Linked DNA regions of Mus musculus: region 1 is linked to region 2. Evidence: chromatin loops called from intact Hi-C (ENCODE). Cell type or tissue: left cerebral cortex. All regions are shown on one strand. Each heading gives the region's core, and the rest is flanking DNA. Links, peaks and the distances in the headings are about the cores only. Region 1 has its middle 35 kb from the start of Gm39343. Region 2 overlaps 4930430J02Rik (RIKEN cDNA 4930430J02 gene).

Region 1 (15,954 bases), core at 3,227-11,226, 59 kb before region 2:
ATGATGTCTCTTCACAGCAACAGAAAAATGACTAAAATGGAGGTTCATGCCTATAATCCCCAAACTACAAAGGCTGAGGCGGGGGTGGGTGGGAAGGGTCAGTGCATTTTTTTAAGCCAGCTTAGGTCACAGAGTAAAATTCTGTCTCAAAACAAACCAACCAGTTGGCTGGAGAGATGATTCAATGGTTCAGAGCACTGACTGCTCCTGCAGAGGAGAAGAGATCAGTTCCCAGCGCCATCCCAGGAAGCTCAGAACCAGCTCCGCCCAGCTCCAGAGGAGCCAAAGCCTTCTTCTGGACTGGTTAGGAACCCACACCTCACCTGTTCACAAACACATTCACACAAACATAATATTTTCAATAGCAAGATCAGGGCTGAAGAGATGGCGGCTTAGTAGTTGAGGGCAATTGCAACTCCTGCCGAGAACCCTGGCTCAGTCCTCAGCACCCACATGGTGGGTCACAACTATTCTTAACTTCTTAAAGAGATCCTTACCTCCTTGGGGATCAGGCATGCCGTGGTACACATATATACATATGGGCAAAACACTTGTACTGGCTGGGGTTTTTTGTTTGTTTGTTTTGTTTAGATTTACTTTATCTATATGATTACACTTCAGTTGTCTTCAGACACACCAGAAGAGGACATCGGATCTCATTACAGATGTTTGTGAGCAGTCAGTGCTCTTAACCACTGAGCCATCTCTCCAGCCAGTGCTGACTGGTTTTGTGTGTCAACCTGACTCAGGCTAGAGTTATCAGAGCAGCATTTCTCAAGTGTTATTCCCAGACCTCTCTTGACTGGCCCTTAGTGAGGAATGTCTACATTGGGCAGGACTCTCGTGCTAGGTGAGAGGAAGGGTCTCGCATCTTTTTCAGACCAGGGAGCTGGGTGCTAGAACCGAGCAACAAAGAAAGAACAAGGGTGGGAAGAGGGAGTGGGGAGTAGATGTAGATCATGTGTCAACACATTGGCAGCCTAAAATGTCAAAGACCCTCCTCCCCTCCTCTTCTTCACTATATAGATACAGAACTGAGGTCTTGACAAAGGGACCTTCCCAAGATCCTGTAATGACTTTGGAGCAAAAGGAAGGCCTAGTGTGGGAAAAGTCAGTGCTAAAGAACAGCTTTGGGACAATGAAAGCAGGTTATGCAGACCAGACCTAGGGAGACAGAAGATTGAAGTGGAAACTTAAGAGTTCTTTGGAGGGTCAGTTGGGTGGTGTTTTGCTGGGGCAAACACGTGAAGGAACGTTTAGCTGAAGCAAACACAGGTGAAAAGATGTTCTGCTAAAGCAGGCATGTGAAAGGACATGTGATGAAGGATTCTTTGCTAAAACACGCACGTATTGGTCCATCTCGCATTGCATAGTTGAGCTGCATTTGTCAGGATTCCATAGAGAGAAACACACCAAAAAACTTCTGGTGGTGTGCTGCAGTTTCTTGCCGCTTCTGTGGCTGATTGGCAGAGTGATGTCAGCTGGAACAGACAAACATGCTGAGGCAAGACCCATGGAGGACACGTGATGTTTGGAGGGAGTATAAATAGGATTCAATGGACAGCGACGAGGCTGAGCTTGGCTTGCTGGTACAGCTGGCTGTGCAATGATTGTGGGTCTTGTGTCTTCACTGACCTTTGCTTTGCTGAAAGATGTGCAACCTAGAACTTTTCCTGGCGATCCTCTGGGTCCCTCCTGCTGACTCCTGCTGAGGCTGAGCCTTGCAACCACTGCTGATTAGTTTTTGCTATCCTGACTCTACCTAACTGGACTACCGGTGTACTCATGAAATGTTTGCAAGTGGATCGAGCTGCCACTGCTGACCTGTGAACTGAACTGCCAATTGCCAGACAACAGACAGGAGTTGCTCCAAAGAACCTTTCTAAAAGTCCACTTCTCCTGTATCCTTTCTTTCCCACTACCTCTGGTGGGTTGTGGGCTACAAGGGAGGTTAAAGTATCTAAGAACCATTATTAAAGACAAGGTTTGAAAAAACTAAAGTTACAGAGGGTAATCCCAAGTATCTAGCAAGTGGGTTAGAACTGGAAGGCGTGTGTGTGTGTGTGTGTGTGTGTGTGTGTGGGGGGGTGATGTCCAGCACCATTGAAGGCTAGAAGCTGTTAGACATGATCTCCTAGGTGGGTGTGAAGTTCAAGGGGGTCACAATACAGGGGTTTCTTTGATTACCATAAGGATTCTGTGGTGATTTGAATGAGACAGACCCCACAAGCCATATATTTGACTAAAGTCCTTAGTTGGTGGAACATTAGGGACTGGCCTTGTTGGAGGAGGTGTGTCACTGGGGGGTGACCTTTGAGGTTTCAAAAGTCCATGCTATTCCCAGTGTCACTGTCTCTGCCTTCTACTTTTGGATAAGGATGTGAGCTCTTGGCTACTGCTCCAGCACCATGCCTGTCTGCTGTCATGCTCCCCGCCATGATAGTTAAGAACTCTAACCGTCTGCAGCCATGAGCCCCAAATTAAACACTTTCTTTTATAAGTTGCCTTGGTCATGGTATCCTAGCACAGTGGTAGAACAATAGCCAAGACAGGACCATTCTCCTTTCTCAGTCTCTGACCTAGGGCAGCTCCCTTGAGTCACTGAGCTCTACAGTGGCCTCTGGAAGGTCATCATCACCCAGAATGGCGTCTGTCTCCAGTCAGCATCTGAGTCTGGGAAGAAAGCCAGGGACAGTGCAGCCTTGCTGGGCCACTTATAAGAACCAATGGATCTAAGTCAATAGTGATGGACAAGTGGAGAGCTGTTCTTCATCCAGGCCAAGAGAGATTCAGTATTCAGGTGCAGAGCTGCAGTATTCAGGTGCAAAGAGGCCCACAGCCTCTTGCCTTGGTGCTATTCCCCAGTGCTAACCTGAATGATTTAACCACACCATAGGATAGTGCCTTCCTTGAGGTACTCTGGTGGCTCTGTCACCCTGGGCCCCTTCTTTCCTCCTTTTGGTTGGTTGTTAATGTACCTCTCTGGCACAATTGAGGCTGGCAGGCCTTTGGAAGCCAGGCATGGGAGGGTTGTCTGTCTTGGAAGCCAAATGACTGGGTGGTAGGATGCAGGACGGTTATCAGGCAGGGAGGCTCTTGCTATTCAAGCCAGGAAAAAGAGAGGCAAAGATGGAGGAGACGGTAAGCTGCAAGGTGTGCCCATCTTCAGCCCAGCTTTGCCTTGCTGAGAGCTATGGATCAGAACCAAGCCCCACATGGAGCTTTTACAAGCCAACTCAATAATCTCCCAGGTGAAGAGTGTCAGCGTGAATCAGATAAGTCCCCTGGCTCAGGAAGTCTTGGAGCGCTGAGAGCCAGCAGAACTCTTGCTACCAGAAGACTCAGTTTTCACTGGAGAGGTGCCTGAGTATCTCATCTTCTTGTCCATTGTCATGGTTTCAGTCGCTTTTGAGGAATACATGTAAATGAGCAAATAGGTTACCCCAAAGGAAACCCTGAAGACATTTTGCCTTACACCATCTCTCTCCCTCCTCTCCCACATCCTGCCCACATGTGGGTAGAGGGGCAGGTGATGAAGACTAAATATACGAGCACTCCACCGCTGAGCTGCATCCTCATCCTCAGCCAACTCTCCCTGCCTGGTGAATGGGGGTCTCTTCCACTCTCATGCATAGCACCAAGTGCACAAACATATAAACCTCCCTGTTTCTCTTTCAGTCGACAGCCTGGGGGTGGGACTAGGAGAGTGACAGACAAGGTGGGGAGTGGAGGATGGGTAAGGTGGGCTTGGCAGTTTGTGGTTGTTGCTTCAGAGAAACCACAGAGCCACCTCTTACTCAGAGCAGTCAACAAGGCCCGGATAGGGGGAAATGGCATGCAGGGTAGGCTGTGGGCACTGAGTCACCACCCAGAGGAAAACCACAGGCTTAGGAGCTCAAGACCCAATGAAGGATCTCAGGTGTACTGGGCCCAGAGATAATAGCAAGAGTGAAGATTTGGTCACAGGGAGGCTTCCTTGTCTTAGGATTTAGCCATTCCTCTCTGCCCTCCCACCGGGAAGATGGGAGACAAGTTATTGTTATTGTTAATAGCCTTGTAGAGGCAAGGATTGAATCCACAAGGGTGACAAATGCTCTACCTTCCTCAGCCTCTTTCTTTACTTTATCCTTTGAGATATCAACTTGTTCAAGTTGGCCCAGGTAGGACTTGAAGTTGAGATCTTCCTGCCTCAGTCGCCCGAGTAGCAGGGATTACAGTCTCGGTGACCAGGCTTGGCTCAAGGATGCTTTAGAAAATCCATGTATAATATTATGATTGTAGTCTGATTGAGAAAAGACATGTCTGATACTGTGGTTGGGAAGACTCAGCGGAGTCTTGAGGTTGCTTATCCCACACCTGGAGTCTGATCGCTATCTGTCTCACTCTGAACTCTGTTTGTCTGTCTAGCAGTGGTGCAATTTCTCTGTCACTTTTCTTCTTTCACCTCTGTAGGAAAATGAAAATTTCTGAACTATCAGCTATTTACAATTATTATTATTATTATTATTATTATTATTATTATTATTATATTTTGGTTTTTCGAGACAGGGTTTCTCTGTGTAACCCTGGCTGTCCTGGAACTCACTCTGTAGACCAGGCTGACCTCGAACTCAGAAATTCACCTGCCTCTGCCTCCCGAGTGCTGGGATTAAAGGCGTACGCCACCACGTCCGGCTTTTTTTTTTTTTTTTTTTTTAAGAGAATGTCTCTATGCTTATTTTACATCTTTTTTGGAAGATGGCCTCCTGCTTTGGATGAAGCAGTAAAAACCAACTAACCAACCAACCAACCAAACAAACAAACATGGTAAAACAATGTGAATTGATACCACTGTTGAATGATTCCCATTCTTATATTTTATTTATTTAATTTGTTTTATGTATTTGAGTACACTGTTACTATATTCAGACACACCAGAAGAAGGCATCAGATCAAGTTACAAATGGTTGTGAGCCACCATGTGGTTGCTGAGAATTGAACTCAGAACCTCTGGAAAAGTAGTCAGTGCTCTTAACTGCTGAGCCACCTCTCCAGCCCCCAGGTTCTATCATTCTCATTGTCTTAGTATTTTAATCTTTTTTTTGTTTTGTTTTGTTTTTTGGTTTTTCGAGACAGGGTTTCTCTGTGTAGCCCTGGCTGTCCTGGAACTCACTTTGTAAACCAGGCTGGCCTCGAACTCAGAAATCCACCTGCCTCTGCCTCCCGAGTGCTGGGATTAAAGGAGTGCACCACTACACCCGGCATATTTTAATCTTTTAATGAGACCCCATGCAGTGAGAATTTTGGTTTGTTTAAAAAACACAGAAATATGATGGGAATATGGTTTCGTTTGAATCCCAGGTATGGGATATGGGGTGCTTCACAGCTGCTGACTATGATTTGCCTCCTGCTTTAGCAGAGGCATGGCTTTGCCAGCTATAGATAGTTTCTGCAATTGTGTGATGGTTGGAACTCTGGGGAAATTTCAGAGGGTATATAAATGCTAGAGCCCCACAGGTGGGGTCTGTGGTTGTTGGTTGTTTGGAGGGGTTGGTTGTGATTTATTAGTAGCTGTAATCAGGAAGCAAATAAAATAAAAGAAATTAGATGCAGGGATCTCTATCTCTCTGTGTCCTGGAAACCCAGGGTGGTGTGGGGCAGCCGGGTGGGGGGAGGGGATAAAGGATGGGAAGAAGAAGAACCACAAAGTAGCTCAGACCAACTACAACCCGACTTTAAAAACAAATGCTATTCAAAAAGAAGCAAATACAAGAAATTGAGAAAGGCATTGAAGAACCTGGCTCCCCTGGGTACAAGTGGGATTCTAGCTGCTCTACTCCAGGTACCTTCTCATTTCCCCCATCATTCCTCCAGCTGGGAGGCTATTTTGTTTCTTTCTAGACACCTAACCCTTACTGGCCTCTGGATCCTCCAGGCTTGACGCGCCTTAACCCTGCAGACCAGGGCCCTCCTGGTGACTGACCACCATGCCCTTGTGGAATCACTCCAGGGCAATACCAATGGGCAGGCCCTGGGTTGCTGGACATCTGAGGTCCCTAGGTCTGTTGCCCGCATGAGTTTGTCAGCAAATCACAACAGGCTGACAGGTGTATGGAGAAACTATGACTCAAAGGAAAACAGAAACTTTCCTAGTAAATCATCGACAGAACAGGGACCATAATGTTGCCTGCTGCTACCTAGCCAGGCCCCTCCTTTCCATGTGTTTGGCCCCTAAGAAACCGTGTCTTTCAGAGACAATCTCTGGAGATGAGTCCTATAGGGACCTTAGTAGGAGAGATGGGCATGGGACTTGTTCTTGATGTAGGAGACACCTGAGTGACAGGAGATGCTGTGGCTAAGATTTCAGGCTCAGGAGTTAGACTGCCTACAAGTTCATCCTGTATTTGAAACTTGTTGTTGTATAACCTCAGAATCTCTGTGCCTTGTATATAACGTTGTGTGTAACCTTGTCTCTCTGTGCCTTGTTTCTTTGCCTCCTGGGGCAATGGGAAGTTGGGGTGTGGGAGGCTTCCACTGGCTCCCTTAGGCTGCGTGTTCTGGTCAGTGTGGGCGACAAGCACAGGATTTCGAGTGACATCTGTACTTTTCCAGGCATGACCCCTAGGCTGGTGGGTGGTGCTGGGAATAGGGCATTGTGGGGATCCGGACAGTAAGACATAGCGGTTAGCTCTGCAGTAGGTGCCCGCTGTCTCCTCAGAATCGGACCTCTTTCCTCACACCCCCTCTTCACAGCTAAGTTTTCTTCTTCTCCACATTTCTGCAAACTCATTGTTTCCATTTTCTCAGCTTTTGCTTGCTGGTCATGACCTCAGAGTCCGGACATCATCTGGCCCCCCTGATCCACACCCTTTCAACTTGGCTTCTCCCTCTCAAATCTCTTAAGTGAGGAACTTGACTCCAGTTATGATGGATGGAGTCACCAAGTTTAGGTTTCCCCTTCCATGTAAACAGCTATAAATCCCTGACGAGATACATACAACTGTTTGTAGGTTGGCCAGCAGCCAAGGCAGTATGATGACCCTAGGGAAGAGGGCTTCCCAGGAGTGAGCCCACACTCACCCAGGACTCTCCCTAAGCACATTTTCTAAGATGAGGCATAGGGAGGTGTACGGAGCAGGAGGGGACAGCCTTGTAGGAAGAAAACAACAACAACAAAAAAAGATAGCAGCAATTGGGTTGGAATGTGGGCTATAAATATCTGTATAAAGGCTGGGTATGGTGGGTGTGGTGGCACACAACTTTAAACCTGGCATTCCCCAGGCAGAGGCAGGTTTATCTCTTTAAAATCTAGGCCAGCCTGATCTACATATTAAGCAACAGACTAACTAGAGTTATATAGTGAGACTTTGTCTTGGAATGAAACCAGCATTTAAAAAGCTTTTACTTGAGCTGGGCGGTGGTGGCGCACGCCTTTCATCCCAGCACTTGGGAGGCAGAGGCAGGCAGATTTCTGAGTTCGAGGCCAGCCTGGTCTACAAAGTGAGTTCCAGGACAGCCAGGGCTATACAGAGAAACCCTGTCTCGGAAAAAATGCTTTTACTTGATTCCTTGTCAGATTGCAAACCCATGAACAGCCATTGAGAATCTGCAGAGATGGTTACTGCCTTCAGCAACCAAACAGTGCAGAGGGGTGAGGGTGAGGGTGGGGGTGGGGGAATGACTGCTTGAACACATGTAGTCAGGAGGTACGTGCAGGAAGTATGCCAGGATGTATGCTTACCCCTGATTGGACAAAGGCAGGAAGTAAACGGCCTTGTGGGTTTTGCTTTTATAAACACCTGACAAAATCATGGCCATTCTCTGAGAATCCTGGGTATGGATCTGGCCAGTGCCCATTGTCCTGGCCAATATTTAATAAAACTTGCTTCAAGTTTGGCTCAAAAATTGTGATAGTTGTGTTCTGTATGGCAGGTGGGATTAGCAGCTGAAAAGATGATTTACTGGTTAGGAGTACTTACTGTGCAGCCATGAGGACACAAGTTCAGATCCCAGCCAGGTATAATCTCTTAGACATTTTTAACTCTAGTACTGTGTGGGGCAGAGACAGGAGAATCTCTAGGTCTTACTAACTGCAGCCAAAGATGGTTGAGCTCCCAGTTCATGGAGATTCCTTGGCTCAAAGGAATAAAGAAAGTAACAGGGAAGAACTCTCAACACTTTCCTCTGGCCTACACATTTGTACTCACGCACATTCAAATACACATGTGACACACACACACACACACACACACACACACACACACACTCTCTCTCTCTCTCTCTCTCTCTCTCTCTTTCTCTCTTTAAACAACAAGAACAACAACACCCCCAAGGTAGTTCCCACTGGCCTACCTCTGCTTCCGAACTGCTTGAATTAAAGGCTTGTGTCACTATACCAGGTTAACAACTTTTTTTTTTTTAAAGATTTATTTATTTTATGTATATGAGTACACTGTAGCTGAACAGATGGTTGTGAGCCTTCATGTGGTTCTTGGAAATTGAATTTTAGGACCTCTGCTTGCTCTGGTTGGCCCCGCTCACTCAGTCCCTGCTAGCTCCAACCTAAAGATTTATTATTATTATTATTATACATAAGTACACTGTAGCTGTCTTCAGACGTGCCAGAAGAGGGTGTCAGGTCTCATTATGGGTGGTTGTGAGCCACCATGTGGTTGCTGGGATTTGAACTCAGAACTTCTGGAAGAGCAGTCAGTGCTCTTACCTGCTGAGCCATCTCAACATCCCCCAATGACTTTTTTATAGTAGTAATTAGGAACTAGGTGTGGTCGTTCACATCATCAATTCCAGCATGGAGAATTCATGAAAAATATGAGTTCTAGGCCAGTCTGGGATACATAGTAAGACTGTCGCAAAAGAGAACAACAAAACTAAATAAAACTCTATAAGAGGCCTGTAGTGAAAATTTTGGTTTCTTTAAAGAACAAAAAATTATTAGAAAAATATGTTTTCTTTTTAATTCCAGGTATGAGATATGGGGCTGCTTCTATTTGTCCACAGCAGCTGGCAATGACTTGCCTTGTGCTCTTGCAGGGGTATGATTTTGTCAGCTGCAGATAGTGTTTGCAAGTGTGTGATGTTTGGAATTCTGGAAAATTTTCAGAGGGTATATAAATGCTAGGGCTCTGAGAGGTGGGGTTGCTGTTGGTAGGTTGTTGGTTGCTGTTGGTTGTGATGTATTTAAGTAGTCGTGTTGTAAAGAAGAAACAAAAAGATGAGGAAATTAGATATCCCGATGGTGAAGATCAAACTTGCCCCAAGGACCTTGATACCTCTAATTCGCAGGGAGTAGTATAACAATAATGTTGCCCCCTTTCCACTCTATCCTTTTCCTCTCCTATCTAGGGTTAGGAAGTTGAAAGGATAGAAGAAAAAGGTTGAAGAAGAATGGAAGAGAAAAAGAACCCACAAAGTAGCAAGTAGTGGCTACAAGTGGCACCCAGAGGAGGGGCTACACAGAATGGGAAATCTGATTGCAGATGCTGTAGAGAAAATGGTAGGGGATGAAGAAGTGGATATTCTTTTCTAAGATGCCAGCAAAAAAAGAAAATTATTGTGGATGTTACCACTGAGATATCCCCCACTTTGCTCCCAGAGGGGATTTTCTGGTTTTGTTTTTGTTTTTATTCTTCCTATATTCTGTTTCAAAAAAAAAAAAAAGTTAAGAGAATGGATGAGCAACTAATTTCCAGGTGGGAATGGAAGCACTGGGGAGGGGAGGAGTACTGGGAAGGGAGAGATAAAAAGGCTCAGTTCCCATGACTGAGCAAGACCGCTGAAATTTCCCCCAAGAGGAAAGAAAGAAAGAAACTGTGCTGGAAGACAGAGAGAGGCCCCACTGCACTTTCAGTTTCCAGTGTCTGCAGCTCTTGGGTGGGGTGAGGAGTTGGGTGAGTGGCAGGAGTGGATAGGAGGAGGAGGAAGAGGAGGAGGAAGAAGAAAAGTAGGAGGAAGAGGAAGGCAGCAGGGTCAGAGAAAAGATGAAAACATCCCATTTCAAGAGAAAAAATTAATCTCAAAAACCACCAAGCTGTTAGAGTTAGAGGAGGGATGGCCCTTGGTCACAAGATCACCACCATCAGCTTCCCCTGTAGTCCTACAGCATATACCTGCTAAAGGTTACGACAAGCTAGGATGGTATTCTATAAAAATGATAGAGCTAAGGCATTTTAAAGAAGCTGTGATTTCATATGGTGTGATGGTTTGTATATCTTTGGACCAGGGTGTGGCACCATCTGAAGGTGTGGCCTTGTTGGAATAGGTGTGACCTGGTTGGAATGGGTGTGTCACTGTGGGTGTGGGTATAAGATCCTCACCCTAGTTGCCTGGAAGTCAGTTTTCCACTAGCAGCCTTTGGATGAAGACATAGAACTCTCAGCTCCTCCTGTGCCATGCCTGCCTAGATACTGCCATGCTTCCACCTTGATGATAATGGACTGAACCTCTGAACCTGTAAGCCACCCCCAATTAAATGTTGTTTTTTATAAGACTTTCCTTGGTCATGGTGTCTGTTCACAGCAGTAAAACCCTAACTAAGACAGAAGTTGGTACCAGAAATGGGGTATTGCTGTGATAGGCCTGACCATGCTTTTATTTGAAAGAATGTGGATTTTTGGACTTTGGATTTGGAACTCAGTGGAATGCTTTAAATGGGGCTTGATGGGTCATCCTAGTAGGAATATGGAAGACTTAGTTGCTGGGAGTAATTTGAACTGTGTTGACTGGGCCCAAGAGATTTCAAAGGAGAAGAATTTCAGTATGTGGCATAAAGACTGTTTTTGTGGTATTTTGGTGAAGAGTGTGGCAACTTTTTACCCTTGTCTAAAAAGTCTGCCTGAGACTAAGGTGAAGAGACTTGGGTTAATTGCATTGACAAAGGAAGTTTCAAAAAAGCCCAGCAGAGACTTTGTTCTCTGGTTAAGTCTCACAAAGAGAAGTTTGAACAAACATAGTAAGCTTAGAAAGGCAAAATATAAAATATATGGTTCGAGTATTAAAGGCATACCAAGAAGTGAAATGGAGCAAAATCCCGTGTTCTAGGAAATAACAGATTAAGGGAGTGGGACCTTGGGGCAAGACCCTACCCAGCTGAATTTAGAACCAGGCATGGTGGTACACACCTTTAATCCCATGAGACAGGCATGCTGATCTCTGCATTCAAGGTCAATCTACAGAGCAAGAACCAGGATAGCCAAGTTTAGGCAGTGAAGGATTTAGAAAACATAAAGCTAGTGATAATGTAATAGTACAAGGGGATCATGTTCTAGTTCCTGTAAACATCAGAACTCGGCAGCTTCAGCCATGTGGCTCTGGCTCTAGAGTTAAGAATGGAAGGAACTACTGGGAAAATTGATGCTGGTTAGCTGGAGCTAAGGAATTAGCAGTGATTAAGAAGAGACCAGCATCACTGAGGTGAAATCTTCTGGAAAGTGTTTTCTGGAAGCACAAAGAAGCTGTCTGTGTTCCACAGATACCCAAGTTTGTACCTCATGCTGTGGCTGGACTTGGTAATGTGTAAGAATCACTCAGGTGGTACTGCTTGTGAAGGAATGAAGGGATCATGGAGAGAAGCTGAGGTTTAGCACTGTGAGAGGCCAGGGAAGGCCATTGGAGAAGGTGAAGCCTCAGCTGTAGTTGATGTCCCAGGACTGAAGGGGTCATGCAAAGGATTTGAGGCTTGGCACCCTGAAGAGAGCCTATGAGAGGCTATTGGTGAAGCCTAGTTGGAGTGGAACACCCCAGTGTATTGGAGATATCAGTACCATGGGATGATCACCAAGAACAGCAGCTGTAGTAGAGTGGATCAACCTGAGCATAGAGTGCTACAGAGGACAGAGATGGAGAAGTGATGCCAGCCCTTAGGAGGAGTCCAAAAGATCAAGTGGAATCCCAGACACTGAAACAAGAAGCTGTAACATTGAAATTGCCTTGGAAACTCAAAGATGTTAAAGATGCCAGAGCCATGGGATACATGCTGAGGAAAGCTGCTAACAGGGAGTGGAACCAGCCCAGGAGAAAGCAGTTTGTTGCAGTCAACAAAGATGAAAAAGGAGTGGAGATCTGAAGACCGCTTTGACATCAGCCATGGAGATGCAGAGTTTGGAGTTTGCCCATCTGGTTTCCTGCCTTGCTTTGTAGATTACAGTTAATTAAGTTGAATGAATCTCAGAAGAGACCTTGAACTTTGGACTTTTAACATTGTTGCGACTGCTATAGACTATGAGGACTTTGAAAGTTGGACTAAATGCATTTTGCATTATACTATGTTTAAGTATGGCCCCCATAGACTCATGTTTTTGAACAAGTCTATGGGGACCAGGGAGTGGAATGTGATGATTTGTATATCCTTGGCCCAGGGAGTGGCACCATGTGAAGGTGTGGCCTTGTTGGAATAGGTGTGACCTGGTTGGGATGGGTGTGTCACTGTGGGTGTGGGTATAAGATCCTCACCCTAGTTGCCTAGAAGTCAGTCTTCCACTAGCAGCCTTTGGATGAAGACATAGAACTCTCAGCTCCTCCTGTGCCATGCCTGCCTGGATACTGCCATGCTCCCACCTTGATGATAATGGACTGAACCTCTGAACATGTAAGCCAGCCCCAATTAAATGTTGTTTTTTATAAGACTTGCCTTGGTCATGGTGTCTGTTCACAGCAGTAAAACCCTAACTAAGACATATGGGATGTCCCTTGCCTTAGGTTATAACAAGATAGGAAGGCATCCTATAGAAATGATAGATCTAAAGCATCATAAAGAGCCTATGATTTCATATGGGATGCACTCACCTTATGTGAAGCAAATTTTAAAAAACTGGGCTACTCCAAATAGAATTATTCCCCAAGGCTGGAAGGAATTGGTGGCAGCTGTACTAGATGCTAGGCTGCAATTGCAATGGTTAACATGGTGGAGGGAAGAAGCCTCAATTATTGAACAGTAAAATAGAGCATGGGAAATGAATATTGTCAAAGACCAGTTGCTGGGTGAAAACTGTATTCTGATATACAAGAACAAATTCAATTTGACAATGTTACTATGAACAATGCCACCTAACAGCTTTAAGAGCTTGGGACAAAGTTGAGGAGCCTGGGAAAAGTTCCATCCTGTTTATAAAATTATACAAATCTCTAGAGAGGCCTTTGGTGGTGTTTGTTTGTTTGTTTGTTTGTTTGTTTGTTTTAAAGATTAGTCTCAGGTGTGAACAAAACTGTATCAGACTCTGGTGCAAGACAGGTGTTGATAAAGATCTTGGCATATGAAAATGCAAATTAGACCATCAAACCTGCAGGCAGCACCCATGGATGAGTGCATAAAGGATATAATCAGTTGGTTCTAACTTGTACCATGCTAACATCATCTGTCAAGATATAGCTAGAGATCGCTAATATCAAAGTTCCTGGTGCTTCAATTGAAGAAAATATGACCATTTGCAAAGAGAAACTCTGACCAAAACACTAAAGGTTTGAGGACTCAAAATGCCCAGTACTTTGCCCTGGAAAAGTAAACAAGCCATTCCTAGCAGCAATTTCTAACTATAAGCCAGAAAGAAGGCCTAGGCTTCCAGAGGTGTGCAGCCAATGTGGCAAGGGCAGCCATTGGACTGATGAGTGTAGGTCCAAGAGAGTCATCCAAGGTAATTTCTTGCTATCAGGAAGCAAATGGGGGACATAGTGTGGGGACCTGCAGCAAAACGTAGGAGCCATTTCCAACAGCAGCAGCTAAGAGGCACTGAATTATAGAAAATCTTTGGAATTAAATCAGCCTATATACTATAAGGATGTATTAATATCAGAATGGAAGCTTGTGAAAGTTTTGTGTTGGAAATTCAGGTTTGTTTATATTTCCATAGGAAAGGAAAAGCTGAGGATACCATCAAAACTACTAAGGATTAGAATTCAGTAGGAAAGCTCACCAGAAAACCCTGGCCACTGATCTGGAAATGCCTCTATTTATAATTTCTTGCTAAACACAGCACAATGAAAGGCTTAAAACGGAAGAGGGGTAATGTAGTGAGAATTTTGGTTTCTTTAACTAACACAGGAATATTATAAGAATATGTTTTCATTTTAATCCCAGTTATGGGATATGGAGTTGCTTCAGACTGTCCACAGCAGTTGATGACGATTTGCCTCGAGTTCTTGCAGGGGTGTGATGTTTGGAATTCTGGGAAATTTTCAGAGGGTATATATATATATATATATATATATATATATATATATATATATATCCTAGAGCCTCAAGAGGCAGGGTTAGTGGTGGTAGGTTAGTGGTTGTGGTTTGTTAAGTAGTCATGCACAAAGAAGAAACAACAAGAAGAAATTAGCTATCCTGATGGTGAAGATCAAACTTGTCCCCCAAAACACTCTTAGTTGGCAGGAAGTAGTCCAATGATAATGTCATTCCTCTTTTACTCTACTCTTTTTGCTCTCTTATCTAATGTTAGGGGGTTGAAAGGATGGAATAAAGAAGAACCCATAAAGTAGCAAATGAGCAGCTATAGGGCTGATAAATGGTTGCATATGCACTGTAAACATATAGAATTCTTTACTGTCATTACTCCCTAACCATAGTATAACAGCTATACACATAGTGTAAATGAGGGCCCAGTGAAACCAGTGAACTAGACCCAGTCCATGGATGGAAAGAAAGGTTTACTGGGAAATCATATTACTAAGGCCATGGGTTGGGGTAGAGAGAAGAGCAAAACAGTATAAAAGCATGCAGATTTTGATTCAACAGGCAAGTCTTTGAGTTGTTGGGACTGACCAGGAACTAAATACCCTTGTCTGTGATAGTTGACCTTTGGGGCTGATTAAAGGGAACCCTGGTAAACAGAAACCCACTTTATAAGATTCACTTTTCTGGTAAACAGAAACCCACCTTTAAGATTGTTTATCTCATAACAACCCTGTTAGACCAAGTCCTTTTGTTTAGGACACTGTCACCAGCACTGCAACTTAGAGAGGTGGAGCAAAACCTAACATATAGTGTTTAGATCATGTTAGGTATTATAGGCAGTCTAGAGGGGTGGGGCTAAACCTAACACACAGTGTTAAGATCATGTTAGAATTATAGGCAATCTAGAAAGGAGTCACAATTATACAGGAGGCAGGTTATATGCCAATACTATCCTATTTTAGACTAATCACGGTATCTATAGGGATTTCAAGCTGCTCCTTTAGTGATTGGGGAACAATTTAAAGGTCCTCCCTTGAAAAAAAAAAGGGGTAAATGACAACGCTACCCTCTTCTGGCATTCATAGGTATTGCATAAACATGGTATACAACATACATGCAGGCAAAACACTGTTGTGCATATAACTAATTAATTAGTTTAAAAAGGTAAGTTCTACAATCCAAGACCTCAAAAGCCTGAAAATTCTATTTCAATATACAAAGTATTCAGAGGATGCAAGAGGAGTTTGCAGCCCTCATGGTGCCTAAAAGCAGCAACAGTATTTACAAGTGAAGTTAGGGTTTCCATTGCTGTGCAGGCACACCATGACCAAGTCAAGTCTTATAAAGAACAATATTTAATTGAGGCTGTCTTACAGGTTCAGAGGATCTGTCTATTATCAAGGCTGGAGCATGGCAGGATCCAGGCAGATGTAGGGCTGGAGGAACCAAAAGTTCTATGTCTTGATCCAAAGGCAGACAGGAGGAGACTGTCTCCCACATGGCTAGGAGGAGGATCTCAAAGCCCATGCCCACAGTGACACACCTACTCCAGCAAGGTCACACTTCCTAATAGTGCAACTCCCTGGGCCAAGCATATTCAAACCACCACATTCCACTCCTTGGCCCCCATAGGCTTGTTTAAACACATGAATCTATAGGAGCCATGCCCAGACATAGCATAATGCAAAATATATTTATTCTAATTTCAAAGTTCCCCATAGTCTATCACAGTCTTAACAGTGTTAAAATTCCAAAGTTCAAAGTCTCTTCTGAGATACATCCAA
Region 2 (15,954 bases), core at 4,750-12,749:
TACCTAGCCTCCAGCTGTTCTCACCACAAGGTGCCAAACCGGGAGGCTGAAGCCTCCAGTCCCAGAGCAATTCAGACAAGCTGATCAGCTGTAGCAGTAAAGTACCTTACACTCAGGATAGAGAGCAAATGGTCCATGGCCTAGTTTCTGAGTGGAGATAAAAGGGGATATGAAAAATGAACTCCTTGAACCTCAACACTGATAAAGAAAAAGGGCCTTTGAAGCTTACTGGTCGATTCCCAGCACCCACATGTCAACACACAACCATCTGTAGCTCCGGTTCCAGGGATCTGATGCCCTTTCCCAGTCTCAGCAGGCACCAGGCACACAGAGGGTACACATTCATACATGCAGGCAAAGCACTCATGCACATAAAATAAGAATAATTTTGTAAAACGCCTCTTCTACTTTGTCATCTGGTTTGGCTACCCTTCTAACAGCATCAAGAAACTTCAGACACTACTGACTAAGCCAAAATCCCCTCTGAGACAATGCGTGTTCTTCTGAAAAACAGTACAATCAAAGATGTCAAAGACAATAAATCAAATGTGCTCATATAGGACTAAAATAATCTACAATTATGGGTTTTTGACACTTGCTTCTTATCCCAAATATAAGGAACACCCCTCACAAATCTACCTTACAATTTTGCTTACAAAAGGCAAATCTTTAAACCTTGCTGTAAATTACAATTTCTGATCGGTAATCTAGAAAGGCTCAGGCTCCTACGTAACCAGTGTAAACACACCTAAGCTCAGCTCTCCTTCAAGAAGCCCACAACCACACGCAGGTATGTCTTGTCTTCTCTGTCTTGTCTTCTCCTGGGGGCCTCTTTTTCTTAACCATCATGCTTAAAATCTGTGTTGTAATCTCTTAATAAACTCCAACTCTGCCTCTTCATACTGATTTATCCCGACATTTTTTTTTCTGTGGTAAAGACAAGAATACTGGGTTTGCTTGAGTGGAGGTCCCTAAGGCAAATTGGAACTTCTCAGGTTGCTGTGGGCAACAGCATGCAGCTGTGCTTCCATCCTTCCACTGCCAATAGACAGGAAAGAACTGAAGGAACAAATGGAAACCCAGCAGTGCCGCCAGGCCCATCTTTGAAGTTCATTTTAGGCTTAGGTGTAAAAAGAGGGCCAGCCAAGTGCATAACTGGGCTGAGGAGATGGCTCAGTGGGTAACAGGCTTTTCCAAGTATAAAAGCCTGAGTCTAGAACTCAGAGCCTATGCATATTTATAGCCCAGTGCTCTAACCACCATGAGAGGAGGGATCTGAGAACCCTGGAAGCTTGCAGCCAGCATCAAATAACAAGAGACCCCATCTTAACAAAGTTAGGATCAACACCAGAAGTTGTCCTCTTATTTTCACAGAAATGTATATGTGCCCAAACCCACACATACACATTACACATACATACACACACACACAAACACACACACTTATTACACATACCCACACAATACCCACACACAAATACATATCACACACATATAAATACCCACACACATGTTGCTCACAGCACATATACACATACACACATATCATACACATATCACACATATCAAACACATCACATATACATATATCACATAACAAACTACACACACATGTACACACCACATACCTATTACACACCTACACATACACACATTATACACACATATATACACATAGTCATACACATATCACATACATACACATATCACACATGTATCATAGACACATATCACATAACAGACAAATTACATACACATATATAAATTGCACATATGCATATCACACACATACATATACACATATATACACACATATCTACAAACATATCACACACATATACATACCCCTACACATATACACACCTCACACACATATACACACCACACACACATATACATATCACACACACACACAAGCAGAAAGAGGAGAAAGAGATGGGTGAGGAAGAGGAAACATAGCTAGCAGTCCCAGCCTGGTGTGGTCCCACCTGTCACCATTGTCTTAGCTCCAGTCTCTCCCATAAGGTGGTGTGACACATTGTCAGACTGCAGGAAATCTCTTTGAAGAAGACAAGGTCCCTCCTTTGACTGACATCAGTCTTCAGCCGTTTCCTTCTCCCAGCTTGGGACTCCTAGAACAATTCCAATTTCTTGGAGTCCATTGTTTCAATACCTGAATAGCATAAGGGTAAGGTCCACATGTCCCTTTACAGTATTCCTGCCAGTGTACTACGGGGTCTCAAGGGAAGGAAGGTTCCTGATTTCAGAAGTGGCCGAATTGCCTAGGGTACCTCATACAAGTACAATAACCTGAGGTTTCCACAAGCCAGAGCTTCATAATCGAAGGTTGGTCATGTTTAATGAATGAAGATTAATAAACTGTTTTGGAGCAGTATTTTTGGATGTGAGTATATGATAAAAAGTCCAGGCAGCTCCCATAGCCTTCCTATGTAACCTCTGCACATTCACTAATAGTTCAAACTTTGTGTTCTAGACTTGGCTCTGCACCAAGGCCCAGCACTGCTTCAAACACTTGCAGCTGGCCCAGGGAAGTAGAATGTGGAGGATATTCTTGGATAGAGGTGAGAGATCCCAGGATGCCAAGCCCTGCAGGGCACCTCCCGAGGGTGTTCCTCCTAGTTTGTCTTCTGTTGCTGTGATAAACACCATGACCAAAGGCAGCTTGGGGAGGAAATGGTTTACACCATCTCACTTACACTTTCAGATCACAGTTTGTCATTGAGGGAAGTCAGGGCAGGAACACAAGGCAGGCACTCAGAGCAGAAATCTTGGAAGAACATGGTTTATTGCTCTGGCTCTTACTCCTCAAGCTTTCCTATACTTTCCAGCACAGCCAGCCCAGGACTGGCACCATCCACAATGAGTGGGGCCCTTCTACACCAATCTACAGTCAAGACAGTATCCTACATACATGGCCACAGGCTAATCTGAGCTGGTAATCCCTCAATTAAGATTCCCTCTTTCGGGCGTGGTGGCGCATGCCTTTAATCCCAGCACTCAGAAGGCAGAGGCAGGCGGATTTCTGAGTTCGAGGCCAGCCTGGTCTATAAAGTGAGTTCCAGGACAGCCAGGGCTATACAGATCCCCTCTTTCTGGATGATTCTTGGTTGTCTCTAGTTGACAATAAAACTAATTAGGACAATTCTAAAAGAGCTATAGCGTTAGCTAAGAAAGGAATGAGGGCAGGAAAGAACTGTGTGTCTGTCTGTGGGTCTATGTGTGTGTGTGTGTGTGTGTGTGTGTGTGTGTGTGTGTGTGTGTGTGTTGAGGACTAGCTAAACAGCATGTCACCCAAGAACTCTATCTGGTTTAAGACTGTACCTAGTGAGTGACCTCACCTCTCCCGGCTTCAGTTTATTCACTGGGAAAGTAACTGGTAAAAGGACTCACCTCACAGGGTGACAGATGAACTCCAATCCCATGTGTAAAGAGGACATTTCCAGTCAATACTGTGCTGTGTGCAAAGGTAGAAACAAGGCTAGCTGGAGGAGCTGGAGGAGAAGTTGTGAGTGGAACAGAGTACAGTGGGTGAGGAAGAAACAGTGAGCAATTCCAGTGGGGCAAGGACTGGAGGCCATGAAGAGACCCAAGAAGCCAGTGAGAGCATATTCTCCTCCCATGAACACATAGACACAAGCTTTGCTAATATTCTGGGTACATTAGCAGTACTATAGCTTCCATGGCATGGGAGGCCATTTTTCCCCTTCTGGCTCAAACTTCACTGGAAGGGTTGTGATCCTCTGGAGACCTTGTTACCCAACATTTGCAGGGGAGCCATCTTGCTAAAGAATACACAAAAACTAAACTGTATGAGCAGCCTTGGGGATAAGACTATAGTCTCACCTCTGAAGAATATCCTGGAGGCAAAGTTCAACCCATAGAAGGGAAAGTGTCCTAGAGGAGAATTTGTGATGTGGAGTGTGCTCGCCAGGCAGTGCAGAGCTGGAGGGTTAGAGATGTAGACATGGTCTCCTAAACTTAAATGGTAGCCTAATCAGCCTGAGAACTAACAAAGGATAAACCCTAGGTCATCCATATGGAGTAGTCACTACTAACCTCTGGCAAGTGCCAGTGACCAGCCCAGCATCCAGGTAGACTGAGGTAGGCAGTGATGGGTGGCATCGGCAGTTACAGGGCCTAAAGTTGCAATTGCGATTGGTAAATTTTCTCTTTCTTTAACTCTTTGCTATTCTATAGCCAAAAGCTGATGCCTTCTGGCAGTAAACTTGTGTTAGCAGCAGGGGATTTAAAAAAAAAAATCTTAGTTATTTGTCTCTTTTCTCTCTGGGTCAAATGCCCCTTGCTGGCTAGGCTTGGAGTTCACTAACTCTTAGTGAACCAGAGAGAAAAGAAAAGAAAAGAAAAGAAAAGAAAAGAAAAGAGAAGAGAAGAGAAGAGAAGAGAAGAGAAGAGAAGAGAAGAGAAGAGAAGAGAAGAGAAAAGAAAGACCAAAGACACACATGCTGTATGAAGCTGAAGAAAGCTACCTCATTGTTTTATGTGGTTCTTGGTTTTTATACTTTCTCTAAAAAATTACCTCATACAACTATCAGGTAGAACGGTTACAGCAGGATGATTTATTACATGATTTTCTAAACACTTTTGCATTCCAATAAGTTCATAGTAAGCTTAAGGCAATAATTCATGTCATAGATTGAAAGGTTTTAGGAGTTACAATAGAATTTTTACATGTATTTCCATTAAGACTAGTATTTGACTAAATATTCATTATCTGTCACTAACCCCCCATAAGTTCATTATAAGTTCAAAGCAATAAATTTTGTATCACAAGTTAGCATAGTTTTGTCAGGAGACAAATCATCTGCCTAGTGTTTCATTATTTTGAAGTCTTGTATAGACTAGTCAATATTTTATTTTCTATCTTTGCACCTACGATAAATTGTCTATTCCCAATTTATGACCTTTAGTTACCAGTCACACCTAACCTAGAAGGAATGTTTTCCTTGACCATAAATTTGTCTCAAGCCTGCTTTCTTTTCCTAGTGCAATTAGCCTGTGACACATGATGGCTTACAGATCTCTATTTGCAGCCTTTATTCAATAGGGGGCTTGAGATTAGTTATATCAGTTTAGAAGTTCTATAAAACCATGGTCAGGAATTATGAAATCATCAATTTGTTTACATAGCATTACTACATGAAAGTACATCTTCATGTTGATGTGCAGAAAATCTAGCCAATAGGGTGGGCTGAAGCCCAGGAATCATTAGGCTATGGAATAGTGGCAGGAAAGGCATATCAGCAGCAAGAAACCATCCTGGGATGAAGTCTCTAAGAGGCCCTGTACTCTTAGAGCTCACCCATCATAGCCACGCAAAAACAGTGGGTCATCTCCAGAAAACTCAAATGCCTGTTTTAGTCACTGTTCTATTGCTATGAAGAGACACAATAACCAAGGCACCTCTCATGAAAGAAAGCATTTAACTGACAGCTTACTTACAATTTTAGTCCAGTATCACCATGGTGGGGAGCACAGCAGTACACAGGCAGGTGCTAGAGCTTCCGCTGAGAGCTACACCTTGATCCTTAGGCAGAGAGGCAGAGAAAAAGAGACTAGGCTCAGCATGAGCTTTTCAAACCTCAAAGTTCATCCCCAGTGACACAATTCCTCCAATCAGCCCATACCTAGTCTAAAGAGGCCACACCTCCTAATCCCTCTAATCCTTTCAAATAGTGCCACTCTGATGACTAAGCATTCAAATATATGACCCTTTGGGGGGGGGGGGGAGGTCATTCTTTTTTTTTTTTTTTTTTTTTTTTTTTTGAGACAGGGTTTCTCTGTATAGCCCTGGCTGTCCTGGGACTCACTCTGTAGACCAGGCTGGCCTCGAACTCAGAAATCTGCCTGCCTCTGCCTCCCAAATGCTGGGATTAAAGGCGTGCACCACCACTGCCCAGCTGGGGGTTCATTCTTATTCAAACCCCTACACACCCAACATTGAGCCCTGACTTGCTTTCTAAAACTAAAGTAACTTGTTGCCGGGAGCCATGGCCTCAGCCATGGCCTTGTGGATATTTTCTAGCTTACATAAACAATCCTGAGAGAACATTCGTGGTCATAACAGTAAGAATATTTATGGGAAAAGAAGACACTGTGACCGTTGGTTTCAGGAGCTAAAGATTGCCACCTGACCTTCAGAGAGCTCCCAGGCTCTTCCAGTTTTCAGAGCTTGATCAGTATGATTGTCTTGCTCTCATTCTTCGTGTCTCCTCTCTCTCTCTCTCTCTCTCTCTCTCTCTCTCTCTCTCTCTCTCTCTCTCTCTCTCTTTCTCTCCTGCCCTGGGTCCCTGCTGATTGTCCCTTCAGGGCCGGGGGGGGGGGACGGGGGGGACTTGTTCCTCTACATTCTTGCCTTTCCTGCACCACTGACCTCAAATTCCTGTGGGCCAGGCAAGATGTTATTAATCCTCAAACATTCTTTAACTGAGCACTTACTGGTTACACCTAGCAAGAGCAACAGCCAACAGTAAGCCAAAAGAGTTTTTTTTTTTTTAAAGAAAGCTCTCAGTCTTCTTCCCACCTCCTCCTTCCTGCTGCTCCTATGCCTATCTATGTGGAGCCATGTTCTCTGCCATGATAATGGACTAAGCCTCTGAAACTGTAAGAAAGCCTCCAATTAAATGCTTTCTTTTATAACACCTGCCTTGGTTATGTGTCTCTTCACAGCAATAGAACAGTGACTAAGACAAATAGTTTAAGATCTTAATTTGTTTTTCTAGAAACAGTGGACATTATTCTATTTACCACTTTGGTGGGAGGGAAGGTGTTATAAAGAGAGACATTTACCCCCTTTCCTTTGGTTATCAGACTACTGAAATAATGGACATCAAGAAATTGGAATTTACCAGAAGAGAAAGGCTGAATCCTGATGGTACCCAGAGGAACACTTGTCTCATCGAGAAAGAGGCTGCACAGACTACCTTGCAGAAAAGACTGGAGCATAGTCAAAGATGGGCCAACATGGATGGGACTGTGCCCTGACCATGCTAAGTTATGCATACCTGCTGTTAGGGTTTGAAAACCATTAAAAGAAGATCCCAGACTCAAATAGTATGCAAGAACAAAGAGTGTTTATTCTGCAGAAACAACCAGCATGCTAGGGTCACCACTGCTTCTGAATGGTGACCCAAAGACATCCAAGCCCCTTTTATAACAGAACAGCTTAGTTGCTTCTGAGATAACAAACAGACTTCTAAAACCTAAAGCACATTCCAAGGGGTTATAAAAACCATTAACTAAAGGTCATAAAGAAGGAGCTGAGGATATACACCACAGGTGCAAGGACAGGAGATAAACTATTGACTGGGTTTATCTATACAAAACTTCAAGAACAACTTAGTTGTTTTTAACTCTCCATGAATCTGTAAGCTAGTAACAAATGATGAATGTTTAGCCAGATAATTTCTCCTAGTGGATATACACGTAGACATTCTCTGTTACAAGCCTCTTATTCAATTTATAACCTGAATTTATGTGCAAACTCGTAGTGAACTTTTTACCATGTGATCATGCACTCTGAAAGTCATACAAGGGCTGAGAACAAGGAGCAGAGACAGGCTTCTCTCCCCTTTTCTTCTGGAGACTTCAGGTAAGAGCCTCACAATTCCTGCTGAGATAGAAAAAAAGCTACTTTATCTAGCCTCCCACTGTTTTACTATGAGGTGCTGTAGCTTCTTATCTCAGAACAAAAGACAGTTGGTAGATGTCACAGACCTCTTTGTTTTTCTCAATGTGGCCACAGTTCTCTGTTGTTACTTGTTCCTTTGATTAGCCTGTTGAAGATGGGTGTCCTCTACTACCATGTTCCTCTCCAGCCCTGACAGACAATAAAGTCTGTGGTAACACTATTCAGCTTAGGCCCAGCCTGTGTGAGAACTAACTACCATCATTCCCCCTCCCCCTGTGACTGGCCAGGTCTGCATTATGTTTCTGTTACTATGTTCAGATTCACAATCCACTGCCTACTTTCTCTGCATCCCAAATAAATTTAAAGCAAGCAAGCAGACAATCAAAAAACACTGAAATTGCTAATAGAAAGTAATTTAGTGGGCTGAAGAGATGGCTTAGCGGTTAAAGGCACTGACTGTTTTCCAAAGGTCCCGAGTTCAAATCCCAGTAACCACATGATAGCTCACAACCACCTGAGCCCTCTTCTGAGATCTGATGCCCTCTTCTGAGGTGTCTGAAGACAGGTGCAGTGTACTTACATATAATAAATAAATAAATAAATCTTTTTTTTAAAAGAAAGTAATTTAGTTACCATTTTGGCCAAACTAGGAAGATATATATATAGATCCTGATTTCTTCGCACCATGCCACATGGCAGACTTATGATTCCTGGGATATCAGGAGACAAAACTCAGATGATCCAGAGATTTGCTGTGAGTCAGCCGAATAGGTTCTTTCCTAGTAAAGGATGACTCAGGCCATCAGCACAGAGAGACTGCTGGCCTTCCCTCACTTCCCTTTGAGAACCTCAGGTTCTTACCTGTAAAAATGGGGTTAACAATGCTTACCTTGAAGGATGGATAGGAGGCAGGAGCAAACATTTGCCATAGGCCAGGTACCAGATAAGCCTGAGCTCCCTTCCAGTACTTTCTCCCCCTTGCCCCCATCCTGCCAGTGTCCTCACCATACCTCTGCTTCTGATGCCGGGGAAAATGATTTCTCAATAGATCCAAGTGACATGTGAGATTCCAAGCTCAGACTTAACCATGATCTCTTCAAAGTACAAGAGCAAGAAATGATTTTGGCCCTGTTCTTAACTGGGGTGCCTTTGCTTCATCTTCCTTGAGTGTATGTCTGTAAGTTTCTGCCCACCAAGGCAGCTGGAAATCCCTTAGTCCTCACTTTTGAGACCACTGAAGAGCATGCTGGGAGACAGTTGCAAGGCTGGAAGAGAAGCCCACACAGCCAGAAGGACATGTGCTCAGTTTGTCACCCTAAATGAAAGGCACCTTTGAAACTCTCCTTCTTCTAGGAATCTCGAGGGACAGAAGGGAATCTGCTGTGCCTCCGGTACCCAGGGGCCTACTATCTGGGCTAGCAGGTAAAAGGTCACCACCTAATCTCAGCAGATAAGAAGCCACCATAAGTACAGTCCATGGCGGCAAGGGGTGGCAAGCTTCCAGATCACACCTGCATCACAGCTGCGAGACTCCCAAAGGCTCAGATTTCCCACTGGACAGCTGCCCTCCACACCCACCTGCTACCAACATTCTTTTGCTATGAGATGACGGGTAGTTAGTTCCCTTGGCCCGACCTCTAAGTGCCTTTGCTTTACCCCGGGTGGTACCAAGCCTGGCTAGATTATCAGAGACTATTCATTCCATCAGGAAGCTCTCAGGATACACAGCCTGCCTCTCACTGGGGTCTGACTCCAAGATGCTTTGTTTCAAAGTGTGCATTTTTGGGGTTTGAGGCTGACCTCAAAACTACAGTATATTTGTGAAGGAAGCTATGGGAGGAAATGCAATGAAGGAGCTGTTAAATCAAGACTGGAAAAGCAGGTGTCTAGAGGTGTCCACGTACAGGGACAGGAATGCTCCGGCTGATACCAGGAGAATGCTAAGGAGCAGGTCTCCTGCAAGAGCATGCTGGGAGACGGTTGCAAGGCTGGAAGAGAAGCCCACACAACCAGAAGGGCATGCGCTCAGTTTCTCACCCTAAGACAGAGTTCTTTGTGCCCCCTAACTATCCGGAGCTGCACTATGAAGGCAGTTATTGAGATCAGGGAAACCCTTAGTCACGCAGACCACATACGACACCTGTCTAATCTGGGGCTCCACGTGGCTCAGTCCTGTGCATCTAAAACCACACACCGGCCAAGGGAGAATATAAAGTGAGTCCAACCCACAATTCTCAGCAATGTTTCTCAAAAATTCCTTCATCTCCTACCCATCTGCAGACTCCTATTTTAAGTCAAGCCCCTGGCCATCATCCTGCCTGAGACTACCGATTGTACACAGGTCCCTCTCAGTTCTTACATAGTTAACATAAGAGCCTAGTTTCTTTATTCCTTGGTTTAACTTATTACTCCTTTACCTACTGCCAGAATTTGCCACAACAAAAGAGATCCGGGCAAACCCAAACAACAAGGCTTGTTTCCTTTTTCTTCCCACCTTCCCAGTTCTGAGTCCTGATCTGTTTTCCTAACACCAAAATTCCTGTGAACACAAGGACACAGTCCTGTCAGGAGAAAGAAGAAATACAGGTAGCAAAGCATTATTAACATATATAGCCTGGCCTGTGAATAAATCTAGTTCCAACACAAAGGTGCCATTAAGTTCCCTCTCTCCCACCCCAACTTGCCACAAAAATGCTGTTTTAGTCTTTTTTCTGTTGTTGCTTATCCTTTTTCTCTTTTTTCTTTCTTCCTGTTTTCCTTTCTCTTTCTTTCTTTCTTTTTTTTTTTTGCTTTTTGTTGTTGTTTGTTTGTTTTCAGGCAGGATCTCTTGTAGCCCAGGCCGACCTTTAATCTTCTTCTTACATGATAAGTTCCTTGAGGCCAGAGACCTCAATGGCTTATTAGGAACACTCAGGGAAGTCATGTGACAGGTACAATGGGCCCATTTCTACTCCAAAGACCTTGATGAAAATCTCTTCTTGACTCCACCAAGTCTTCTCCCTGCTTTGCCTTGCATTAACTCATTACCAAGTCTTTTTTTGACAGGGTTTCTCTGTGTAGCCCTGGCTGTCCTGGAACTCACTTTGTTGACCAGGCTGGCCTCGAACTCAGAAATACACCTGCCTCTGCCTCTGAGTGCTGGGATTAAAGGCGTGCACCACCACCGCCTGGCTTTCCAAGTCACACACACATGTTGTATTACAAGGTACGTCCCACCAGAGACCACCACATACACAGGAAGTCTTTATTGATGGCTGGTGGCTACATGGGGAACTTGCCCAAATCATGAAACCCTAAGCCTTACAGCCTCTGTCTTTTATGCACAAAACCCACATCCTGGTTATCATACTTCAGTTAGAAGAAAGGAAGGGAACACTTGCCTAGCCAGCCTGTGATGGCTAAATTTGGTTGTCAACTTGACTACGATTTGAAATGGCTAAAACCCAAGCAGTTGGGCACCTTATGGAATTTTCTTGATTGGATCATTTGAAATGGGAAGACCACCCTAAATCTGGACCACATCTTCTGGTGTCAGCCCACATAAAGGACACGGAAGAAGGAAGCTTTTGACTTTCTTCTGTGTGCCCATACTTTTGCTGGCAAGTTCATCTGTTGTGTTACTGAAGCATTCCTTTGTTGGTCTTAGAATCTCCTTCCTCAGAATTCTGATGAAGACTGAAGTCTATCTTGCCCTCTAGGAATCCTCTGGGACTCCACAAGAGATTCTTGGCCTTTCCAACAAGAGACAGCCATTGTTGGAGTAGGTGGACTACAAACAGGAAGCCACACAAATAAATCATATACATGTATACACACTATATAGATATATACATATGTGCATATGTGTACACACATACATATATACATATGTATATATGTGTGTGTGTATGTATATGTATGTATGTATATATGCTCCATCAGTTCTGCTCCTTTAGCAAACCCTGACTAAGCACAGCCATATCAGTTGACTCAACAACCCTGGTAATCCTACAGGTGACAAGTGTTGCAGAACCCTTTTAAAACAATTTACTAGTTTTGTGTCAGATAATATGTTCATCTGGCTTGAGATTTTAAAACAAAGTCTGCCTCCCACCACTGCTTCTCAAAGTCTCTGCCAAAGGGTTTCTTACTCATTCCCAGTATATATTTGTTCCACACACAAACCAGTATGAATCTATTCCCCCTCCTTTTTTGTTTGTTTGTTTGTTTGTCTTGTTTTGTTTTTCAAAACAGGATTTTGTCCTGGCTGTCTGGAACTCACTCTGTACACCAGGCTGGCCTCGAACTCAGAGACCACCTGCCTCTGTCTCCAGAGTGCTGGTGTTAAAGGCATGTGCCACCAACCAGCTCCCCTCCCCTCAGGTTTTTTATACACAAACTGTCGTGCCATACGTGATTTTTCCTGTACTTCGCCTCAGAAATCTTCCCAGATTAGGAGCTTTCCTAGAACTGCATTTTGTGTCTTGTGTAGTGGTCCAGCAGGCAGACTCCAACTTATTTAGTCATAATCAGTCTCTGGTTGTTTCACAGTGAAGAGTTTCCAGTCTTCCATTGCTCTCCCAATTTGCCTTTTACTGCTGGACGGACAGACACAGTGAGCATAAGCAACTTGGGGAGGGGAGGGGAGGGGAGAGGAGAGAGGCTTTATTTCAGCTTACACTGCAGTCTTTTGGGAAGAGGAGTCAGAGTGGGAACTCCAGGCCAGAACCTGGAGGCAGGAACTAAAGCAGGGACACACAGAGTTGTGGTATATATTTCTAGATGTCTCCTAGAAAGACTGCATCAATCTACAGTTCCTAGCAACATATATGATGAGAAAACATATATGATGTCTAAGAGAAAAACCTTTCATTTGAATGTGACTTGATTGATATCACTCTCATCATATAAGTGGGTACATAGTTTAAGGACAATTCATGTGTTTGTTTTTCTATGTGAACGTTTTAAAGCTATGGTGTTTGTGAAGGTCAGAGGATAACTTGTGAGAGCTAGTTCTCCCTGCCCACCATAGGGCCAGTGACCAGGCTTGGCCACAAGTGTCTTTACCAGCTGAGCCAACACTTCAGACCCCAGACTTTTGTCTAGGAACAAAACAGCCTTCGCTGTCCTGGAATCGCCTTGTAGACCAGGGTCGTCTCAAACTCAGAGATCCACCTGCCTCTGCCTCCCAAGTGTTGGGATTAAAAGAGGTGACTCACCACACCCGATTCTGAGTTTTGTTTTTTAAGATAGTTCAGACTGGCCTTAAATTCACGATGTACCTGAGAATGTCTGAACTGACTCCCCTGCCTCCACTCCCCAAGTACTGGGGTCGTAGGTATGCCCCGTCATCATGGCTTAGCGCGAACTCTTAATCCTCTTATTACTCTTGTGTTCTTGGTCTGTTTCTAGTCAGTAAGCAGCGTCTAAATTCATAGCTTAAATATGGGCTGGGTATGTGATTCAGTGCTGTTACCTGGCAGGTGTGAGATCCTAGGGTAGAGACAAAAAACAGAGAACTGAATTCCCATAGTCACTTGATGACCACCTGGAGTATATACCAGTCTCTGGTAACATATATCTTATATAGGCATCTGTACTCTGTACTCTAACTGCAGTTGACTTATGACCCTATCCAAATGGCTAATCTCGAGAAAAGCCTAGGCTGTAAGGTTTACTACTTAACCGGATAACCCCAGGTCTGTGTGTTCTCTCAGTCACGAGCACACACACAAAAGTCCCATGATGATAAGCTCACACAGCTTGGGGCTGGAGAGATGGCTTGGCGGTTAAGAGCACTTAGTTTGATTCCCAGCGCCATATGGCAGCCCATAGTCATACATAACTATAGACCAGTCATACATAACACATACGCAAGCAAAACACCCACACATATAAATAAAACATTAAGGGGGATAAAGACCAATATCTTCCCACACAACTGGTCTAAAAGAATATCTGCGTGTCCCCTTGCATCTCTCCTCCCTGGAACTTGCCAGCTGCTCCCTTGTGGTATTTTCAATAAATTCCCTTTGTTCCTACACTGTAAATTCTTTTTAATGACTGTATCTCTGGCCTCCCGTACTGTGCTTCATGGCTCTGAATTTGACCCTCAGCAACACAAAAACAGAGACCCAGGTGTTGTGGTGCATGCCTGTAATCCCAGCACTTGGGATGCTTGAAGAGGGAGGATCTCAAGTTCAAAGCCAGCCTGAGCTACATAGTTAGACCTTGTCTCAAACACATACGTCAGTGACAGATCCTGCATATCGTAAGAGCTGCGGGTGAGTCCCTTGGGCATCTGTACTGGCAACCTGTTTGTTTTTTCTATAGTCAAATCTATCCATCTTTGCTTTTTATGATTTGCTGTTTTCATCTTTGTTCAGAAAGGAACAGGATATGACCCTTACTCTTGCCCCACATCCCCACCCACACAAACACACACACACCTGACAGCACAATAAACTTGAAATGACTTTCTGGGTTCTGTAAGGCACAAGATAACTGTTGCTGTACAAGAGAGCCCAATGGCAGAGGGACACAAAGGAAAGACAATTCTAATCCTGTGTTTTAATAAACAGGGACACAAGGACTTGGGTAAGGACCATTTAATCCAGCCTACGTGGGCCAGTGAAGGCTTTGCAGAGGTGACTTCTGGTTACCTTGAGCAAGCAACACATTTGTGAGTCAGCCGGGTGACAAATGTCTTTCCAATAGAGCTTCATGTGCAAAGATAAGAGGCAGGAAAGAACATGGCTTGTCCACTCTGGCAGCGGACAGGGGGCCCTTCAGGGTTGGCTCTTGGTCAAGGGAAGAGTTAGAAGAGCAAGGTCAGGGCCTATCTTGAGGCATCGAAACAGTGGCCGAGGGGCCAGGTGAGCTGTGCACAGAGGAAGATCTGGAGGGCACAGAGGAACATCTGGTGGGCACAGAGGAACATCTGGAGGAGCCCAGCATAGCAGCATCCTAGGAAGACGCCATGCAGGCTTCTAAGTAAGACTGCAATTTCCAGACCCAAATGTTTTCTTCTGCCAAACTTACAGAGTTCTGTAAGTTATTAAGAAACTAAAACAGTGTTCTCCTGTATTTCTTTAAGTGATTTATTAAAGTCCTTCTTGATGTCCTCTACCATCATCATGAGATATGCTTTTAAATCTAGGTCTAGGTTTTCGGGTGTGTTGGGGTGCCCTGGACTGGGCGAAGTGGGAGTGCTGGGTTCTGATGATGGTGAGTGGTCTTGGTTCCTGTTAGTAGGATTCCTACGTTTACCTTTCGCCATCTGGTAATCTCTGGAGTTAGTAGTTATAGTTGACTCTGTTTAGAGATTGTTCTTCTGGTGATTTTGTTACCGTCTCTCAGCAGACCTGGGAGACAGATTCTCTCCTCTGAGTTTCAGTGCTCAGAGCACTCTCTGCTGGCAAGCTCTCTTACAGGGAAGGTGCGCAGATATCTTGTTTTTGGACCTCCTCCTGGTCGAAGAAGAAGGCCCAAAACAGGGCCTCTCTCAGAAGCTGTGTTGCTTTGGCAGTTCCCAGAAGCTGTCAGCTTCTGTGGTGCAGACTCTCACCTGTGCAGACTAAATTCCTAAGTTCCAGGGAGTCCTGGAACCAAGATGGCGACCGCTGCTCCTGAGGCTGAGGCCGCCTCCCAAGCCAGGCGGACACCTGTCCTCTGGTCCGGACGGTGGCCGGCTGTCTGCAGCCTGCAAAGGGTACTGCCTCAGCGGCTCTGTGCTTCCGCCTATCCCAGAAGCTGTCCGGTTCTCTGGCGCACCCTCTAACCTGTTCAGACTAATTTCCTAGGTCCCGCGGAGTCCTGGAACCCAGATGGCAACCGCTGCTGCTGAGGCTGAGGCCGCCTCCCAAGCCAGGCGGACACCTGTCCTCTGGTCTGGAAGGTGGCCGGCTGTCTGCGGCCCGCCAAGGGTGCTGCCTCAGCGGCTCTGTGCTTCTGCCCGTCCCAGAAGCTGTCCGGTTCTCTGGTCCACCCCATAATCAGCATCCAAACGCTGACACCATTGCATACACTAGCAAGATTTTATCGAAAGGACCCAGATGTAGCTGTCTCTTGTGAGACTATGCCGGGGCCTAGCAAACACAGAAGTGGATGCCCACAGTCAGCTAATGGATGGATCACAGGGCTCCCAATGGAGGAGCTAGAGAAAGTACCCAAGGAGCTAAAGGGATCTGCAACCCTATAGGTGGATCAACATTATGAACTAACCAGTACCCCGGAGCTCTTGACTCTAGCTGCATATGTATCAAAAGATGGCCTAGTCGGCCATCACTGGAAAGAGAGGCCCATTG

What was found. Hi-C counts contacts between places; a loop is a spot of excess contacts. Peaks named below come from ENCODE experiments on the same cell type or tissue, not always from the same donor. Only the 100,000 strongest peaks of a DNase experiment are listed, where the experiment ranks them.
Region 1: it touches region 2 in a loop (1.8-fold over the local background); 2 of 42 quality-filtered maps call a loop at or near these places.

Annotation. Positions count from the first base shown.
Region 1 is chr9:57,336,248-57,352,201 of GRCm38, forward strand. No RefSeq gene overlaps it. Among named protein-coding and RNA genes, the nearest start is that of Gm39343, 35 kb to the left of the region's middle. In left cerebral cortex, for the core only: no CTCF peak of the experiment used is centred there; a DNase peak (open chromatin) is centred at 7,280.
Region 2 is chr9:57,393,280-57,409,233 of GRCm38, forward strand. It overlaps 4930430J02Rik (RIKEN cDNA 4930430J02 gene), which reads left to right. Exons shown (of 3, transcript NR_040729.1): 2 at 2,495-2,582; 3 at 6,850-7,085. It also overlaps a transcript of Ppcdc not described here. Among named protein-coding and RNA genes, the nearest start is that of 4930430J02Rik, 10 kb to the left of the region's middle. In left cerebral cortex, for the core only: no CTCF peak of the experiment used is centred there; no DNase peak of the experiment used is centred there.